Regions from separate parts of the Homo sapiens genome. Here region 1 is linked to region 2. The links are chromatin contacts, found by Hi-C in ENCODE. All regions are on one chromosome and are shown on one strand. Each heading gives the region's core, a stretch centred on a gene start or an enhancer-like site at or near the end of the contact. The rest is flanking DNA. Distances are from core to core; before and after follow the strand shown.

The links. Hi-C counts contacts between places; a loop is a spot of excess contacts on that map.
Region 1: a loop to region 2 is called in a map of posterior vena cava, with 15 times the contacts of the local background. The contact joins two enhancer-like sites. A Hi-C loop is called at or near these places in 1 of 168 maps with a recorded cell type or tissue (posterior vena cava).

The regions. Positions count from the first base shown.
Region 1 is chr1:117,589,164-117,592,575 of GRCh38, reverse strand. No RefSeq gene overlaps it. Among named protein-coding and RNA genes, the nearest start is that of TENT5C-DT, 15 kb to the left of the region's middle. Within about 2 kb of position 2,140, at least 7 of the 41 ENCODE cell types and tissues checked have a DNase peak (open chromatin) inside an H3K27ac peak, as active enhancers do.
Region 2 is chr1:116,798,054-116,801,457 of GRCh38, reverse strand. No RefSeq gene overlaps it. Among named protein-coding and RNA genes, the nearest start is that of CD2, 45 kb to the right of the region's middle. Within about 2 kb of position 1,782, at least 3 of the 41 ENCODE cell types and tissues checked have a DNase peak (open chromatin) inside an H3K27ac peak, as active enhancers do.

The DNA.
Region 1 (3,412 bases), core at 891-3,390, 790 kb before region 2:
TTGAGGGGTAGGGGATTGGCCTTCATGGTTCCATGGAATGACACTTGGTCTTTGTTCTAGTTTAACGGGTTAGAGGGCAGTTAGAACTGCCCTTGCTGCCAGTGATCCAGTTCGAAATACGTTTTTATTTGCTTTGCACAGAACAAATTCCCCAGGGCAGCCATCCAAGCAGAGCGGGGTTGGTGGTAATGGAGAAAGCCTGAGATGAGGACATAGTTTCCAGGACCAAAAAAACAATAGCCGAGTCTTCCTGATGCCAGGACAGTGAGAGGAAGAGTGGACAGCTCCTCTGGGCACCCACTTGTTTGGTCACAAGGCGCTAAGCAGCGGCCTTGCACGGTCACGTCTGGGAGGGCAGGGCTGGCTTCTTAGCAGCTGTCATTTCCAAAGTGGCACCTGGCAATGTCAGCCTGAGGGTCTGGCTGGGAAGGTGGCTTGTCCCTTCATCTGGCCTGCCTCAGTGGGCCCTTGTCACACTGATTTGAGGAAAGGCTTTGGAAGGTGGATGATGGGGCCTTCTGAGCAAAGCTAACCTGAATCCTCTGTTGGGTTTGCCTCATCTCCACACTCATACTTTTGCCTGTTTCTTCCTGACTGAATCTGGCCATACACTGGAGAAGTTGCAGCTGAAAGTGAGGAGAGACTGCTTGGTCTGGTAGCGATAGTCACAGTAGTAGCCAACCATTATTAAGTGCCCAAGTGTGCTGGGGCCTGTACCCAGGGCTGTTTCCTGGAGGTAGGATCTATTGTTTCATATGGAAAAAAATTAAATGACCTATTAAAGCCTCAGAGCTAGTAAGCTGAGGAGCCAGGATTCAAACTCAGGCCAGGTGGCTCCAGAGCTGGCCACTTTTGAACAGCAGTGTGTTTTTTAGGATGACAGTGACCCCTGGACAGCTCCTGGGTAGCTCTGGCACCCTCCTTTCCCCCTCCTTTTCCCCGCTCTTCCCCCTCCTCTCCCACTCCTCTTCTCCTCCTCTCCCCCTCCTTTCCCCCTCCTTTCTTGGAGCTTAATGCTGAGCCCTGGAGGGAAGCAGACCTCTACCTGGAGAAGTTTCTACTGTTTACACAGTACAACCTGTTTTGTTCCTTTTTTCCTGAGGGACTTGGGTATAAGAGTCTGGGCTGGGAGCCACAGGCAGTGGGCAGAGCCTCCGCCCATTAAGCAGCAACTCTAGGAACGCTCCCAGGTTGCCAACAGGGGTGATTGCTAAAAAGGTCACTTCTTGAACACACCTCAAGCCCTCTAAATCAGAATTTTAAGCAGCTGGGGGGAATATTTGGGAACCCATGGCATAGGAAATGGAGCACCCAGCTTCTGGGTGAAAGACCTGGGCATGTGTGCCAGGCAGCCCTCCACATAACCTCTCTGAACCTTTGCTCCCTCTGTAAAATGAGTATAATAATAATGCCTCATTCACACCACAGCTTTATTGGGAGGGGGAACTGTGATCATGTATGCAACAGCTTTTTAAAGAATTTTGGTGACTAGCTAACAATTACTGAACTTTCAACCTCAGGGCTTCACAAGAATTATCTCCATTTTTAAGACATCCAGGCAGCGAGGAAAGCTCAGGAATGGCCCAAGGTCCCACTGCTTAGAAGTAGTAGGACCCCAGGCTTGCTCTTGGCTCAGTCTAAATCAGAGCCAACCTCCCTTCCAAATACTGGCTTCACACAAGGGCAATGTCATGCTGATCCAGTACCTGTTGTGTAAGTCACACATTCTCGAGATCAGACAAAGCAGAGATGCTTAGCAGAGGCATAAGAACCATTCCACACACAGGAAAGCCTGAGAAACGTCTCCTGCTGATCAAAACCGCCACTTGGGGCATGCAGCACACTTTTTACCTGCAAGCATCCCAGCCTGCAGATAGGGAACCCCAGCGTGACTAGAATCTTCAGCCAAACCCCAGGCCACGTTGTGGGCAGTGGCTTCAACTGCTGCCTCCCATCCTATGTTTTGTCTGAAGCATTACCAGGGAGCATGGACACATTGAATCAGATCATGGCCGTGGAGCAGCCTCCCATGCTGATTCTGTTCCCTTTGCCCCCAGCTCCTCACAGCTGAGTCAACATCACCATCTGCAGACTTGCTCCACCCAGCCCTCAAGCCACACTGGCCTGAGAGGCCAACCTTCAGCTGCCTCAGCTCCCATCAAGAAGCTTAGTGACCTTCCTGAGAGCCCAGACACAGGCCACAGTGTACCCGTGGCCCAACTGGTACTCCTGGAAACTCCTGTTCTGCAAATGAGCTCTTGTGCCTACATCTCCAAGCATGAGTCTTTCTAGGTCTCCAGTTTGTGTAACATACATTATTTTATGCATAATATTAATTTCAAAAGAGTTGTTAATATTTAACTGAGGTCTGACTGGCTGTTGGGCATTGTGCTGTGTGCTCTACCTGCATTATCATAGGGAATCATCACAACTAGAACCATTATTATTCCCATATGACAGATAAGGAAATTGAGGTACAGAGATATTAAGTGATTAGCCAAGTCCAGCAAGTGACAGAGCTGGGAGTGAGCCAGGGCTCCTGGATGGTAAAGGCCATGCTACACTGACATGGCCACCATCCTGTGTCCCTGGTTTAATAATCTGCCCCCCCGTTCCAGATCCTGCCCACACCCCAGGGTCCTGCCTTCCTACAGACCAGGGTGTGGCATCCATGGACAGACCCTCTATTAGTCTGGGTTCTCCAGAGAAAGAGAACCAGTAGGATATATATATACATATTTATTCTAGGAATAAACTCACATGATTATGAGGAACAGGAAATCCTGCAATATGCCAATTGCAAGCTGGAGAACCAGGAAAGCCAGTGATGTGATTCAGACTGAGTCCGAAGGTCTGAGAACAAGAGAGGCTGCTGGTTTAAGTCCCAGAGTTTGAAGGCCCAAGAACCAGGCACTCTGATGTCCAAGGGCAGAGAAGATGGGTGTCCCAGATCAAGAAGAGAGAAAAAGAATTCACCCTTTCTCTGCCTTTTTGTTCTGTTCAGGCCCTCAAAGGATTGGATGCTGCCCACGCACATTGGTGAGGGTGATCTTCTTTACTCAGTCCATGGATTCAGATGTAAATCTCTTCTGGAAACAGCCTCACAGACACACAGAAATAATGTTTTGCCAGCTATCTGGTCACCCTTTAGTCCAGTCAAGTTGACACATAAAATGAACCATCGCAGACCCCGAGTCCATAAGTCCCATCTTCCTGGACTTGGTTCCTTCAGTACTCCACACGCAAGTCCTGCTGGTTCCTGTCCAGGCCTCGGCAAGTCCATTCACACCCCACCCTAGTCCATGTGACTCCTTAGCTAGGCCCACAGTATTTCCAAAGCCTCCCAACCTGGGTCCCAGCTTCCAAGTTTATCATGCTTCCATCTGTCCTGCTGGTGCCTGCCAAAGGTCTC
Region 2 (3,404 bases), core at 533-3,032:
CCCAGCTCACTGAAATCTGTGTGCTAATAAGGAGGTTTACAAACTCAGATTACTGAATAAATTTGGTATTATATTTAGAACAGGAAAATAATTTAGGATTCAAAAATATACGTTTCTTATCAACAATTTTGTGTGTGTGTGTGTGTGTGTGTGTGTGTGTGTGTGTGTTTCGGGTTTGGTTTGATCTCATCTGTGGTTTAGTTAAAATAAGAAATGAATATTTGGTTCCAGTTGGGATTTTATGTAAGTTCCTGCCAATGTTATTATTACAAAGGTATAAAGAGGTCAGCATTGTAGAGATAAATAATCACACTGATTTTCCACATGATATCCCATGATGCCCATGATACATAAAGACAACACATCTCATTTCCATTCCCATTTCACCTCTGCTCCCTCTGCTTGGAATTTCCTCCCCTTATGTCTCCACGAACTTAAGATTACGGCTGTCCTTTAAAGCTCCCTTTTAATGCCACTTCCTCCATCAAACCTATCTTTCATCAAAGCAGAAAGAATTAACATCTCTTTACTCTGGACTTGCAAAGCACTTCATGGGTTCTACTTAATATTTCTGTGTATGTCTGGAACTTGAGCACCACCCTCTTCTTGTGGAAGGTGGTACAGTCGAACGAGAGTGCCCCTCCAGTTGTTGATCAGTCGGCTCCCAGAGTGGCTCTCTTCATTTCCTAGGCTCTGTCATCCAGGACTGTGCTGGTGAAGGAAGGTGGGAGGTGGGGTGGAGTGGGAAGACGATCTGATCCACGTCTTCTCAGGTCAAACACACAACCAGAATCATGAAGAATATAAAAACAGCTCTTCATTTCTGCTGATCATCCAAAGCCTTCTAATCCAAATGCTTATGATCCCAGTGGTTAGTCTACTTTGTCTTTTAATTTGCTCAAGGGCACAGGCCTTGGGATCTGCCACAGAGCAACAGCTTTGAGTGGCAGGGCCCCTTCCCTGGATCTTCCTCCTCTTCCCTCCCACTACACTTATTTTAATCCTTTCTCTCCATAGCACCCACCCGAAGTCCTGATTCTTCTTGTGTCTAAACGTCGTCAGGACACCTTATCAATTACTTTCTGTTTCAACTCTTTCTCCTCTTGAAATGTGAGGTGGAGAGGAGAACTTTGGGTGCTGAAGTAGAAGAAAGGAGAAGTCCCAGGAGACTGACCATCACTTGGAATATTTAAAATTATCATAAGATCTCTCAGAAAGCAGATGTTAACCTCCTACTGATGTATCTCCTGTTATCTTATGAGAAAAGGCTGGACCTTTCCAAGACCTAGGTGTCACAACCAAAAAACCCTTCCTCTATTATTGTAGCCTTGTGAGATTTACTCTTTGGAAAGAGGAAAGGATGGTGAGCAAGAAGGAAAAAAACTCATCCTTCCATATATCACCTCTCTGGCTAGAAATTAAGCATTTTGAGAGAATGAGCTGTTTTGTACACATTTCTTAGTTCTTTGCCACAGTAGATCAACATGTATTTATTTAGTGGACAGACAAACTATAGAGGGAATCTAGCAGGAAAAATTTCATGTTCTGATGTTTGGCAGTGTATATCTGATGTCTTAGACATCAGTCCCCTGTTGTCTAGGACTTTTTTTTTTTTTTTTTTTTTTTTGAGATGGAGTCTCGCTCTGTCGCCCAGGCTGGAGTGCAGTGGCGTGATCTTGGCTCACTGCAACCTCTGCCTCCCAGGTTCACACCATTCTCCTGCCTCAGCTTCCTGAGTAGCTCAGACCACAGGCACCCGCCACCAAGCCCGGCCAATTTTTTGTATTTTTTGTAGAGACGGGGTTTCACTGTGTTAGCCAGGATGGTCTCCATCTCCTGACCTTGTGATCCACCCACCTTGGCTGGGATTACAGGCATGAGCCACCATGCCCGGCCGTCTAGGACTTTTTTTTAAGCACAGGCAAGTTCTGGCATGTCATAAATCATCAAGAACTTTACACCCACCTAAGGCACCCACTATTGTTGCCTAACAGGACACAGAAGGCCCACAACCTTTATTTGTCTGCTGCAACCCAGCAGGGCCACCCCTGGTAAGGGTGTGAAGTAAGGAAGTTTGGTCTTGGCCCTCGGGCTCCTCTGTTTGGTCCTCCAATCCCCAGGAATCTCCCCTCCCCATCTTCCCCAGTCAGCACTTTCCTATGCTCTAATATTTTTGCAAAACAGGAAAAGGTCTCATATCATATATATTTTGACTGAAATTGCTCTAGGTAAAATAACTAAATGATTCAATAAATTGTAGGTGCTTTCTTTGAGACACTGAAAAAGAGTGACAGCCTAGATGAAAGGAGATTCTAGGGCCACAGGGCTTTCTCTGAGAATGTGGAAATCGCACTGGATGCAGGAGATTCAACAGAAACTGCTTCATAAGCCCACCCAAGGCTCCCAATGCAGAGACACTGTCCCTGGTTTTCCTGCTCAGGCAACAGCAGCAGCAGGGCTGTCTGGCACATGATGGTAATGATGTGGGAAAACCTCTGCAGCTTTTGGGAGTGTTTGCCTCTAGGACTCTCAGTGGGGCTTGGAGTTTAACAACTGCTTGTGGGTGTTCAGAGTTAAATACCATTGCACTTGTCACTCATGCCCTTGTTTACCCCCAAGGCTGATAAGACTTGGGAAATCAATGTGTGTGTACACCTTAAATGAATGGTGAGTTTTCAAGGCCAGCTAGCCTAATTTTCATCCTTCTGTTTTTATTTTTTTTTATTTATTTATTTTTTTTTTTTGAGACGGAGTCTTGCTCTGTCACCCAGGCTGGAGTGCAGTGGCTTGGTCTCAGCTCACTGCAACCTCTGCCTCCTTGGTTCAAGCAATTCTCCTGCCTCAGCCTCCCAAGTAGCTGGGACTACAGGTGCATGCCACTGCACCTGGTTAATTTTTGTATTTTTAATAGAGACGGGGTTTCGCCATGCTGGACAGGCTGGTCTTGAACTCCTGATCTCAGTTGATCCACCCCCCTAGGCCTCTGAATGTGCTGGAATTACAGGCATGAGCCACCATGCCCAGCCTCATAATTTTCACCCTTCTAAAGCCAGTGCCTAACACAGTGCCTGGCACCATAGATATTTGCAGTAAAAAATGACTGAAGGAATGTATGGATGAATGAATGAGTAAATAAATAGCACATCTTAGATTTTTCTGGTCCCCTGAAAGAAGAAGTAAACAAACAAAAAATAAAGTTGAGGGGGAAGGAGGCAAGATAGCTAATGAAGAGGGCTGAAAAATTTCCTGAACACTCTAAGTGATTTTATGTGCTCATTCATGCCAACAAAAATTCAGAATTGCCTCCTACAGCCCTCTTTTCCCACATTTCAAGGTCTGGTGGTATTCGTGTGGTCCTAGGGCTTTCTCTGCACCACCTCTGTGTGTTCTGTGAGGAGGCTTTA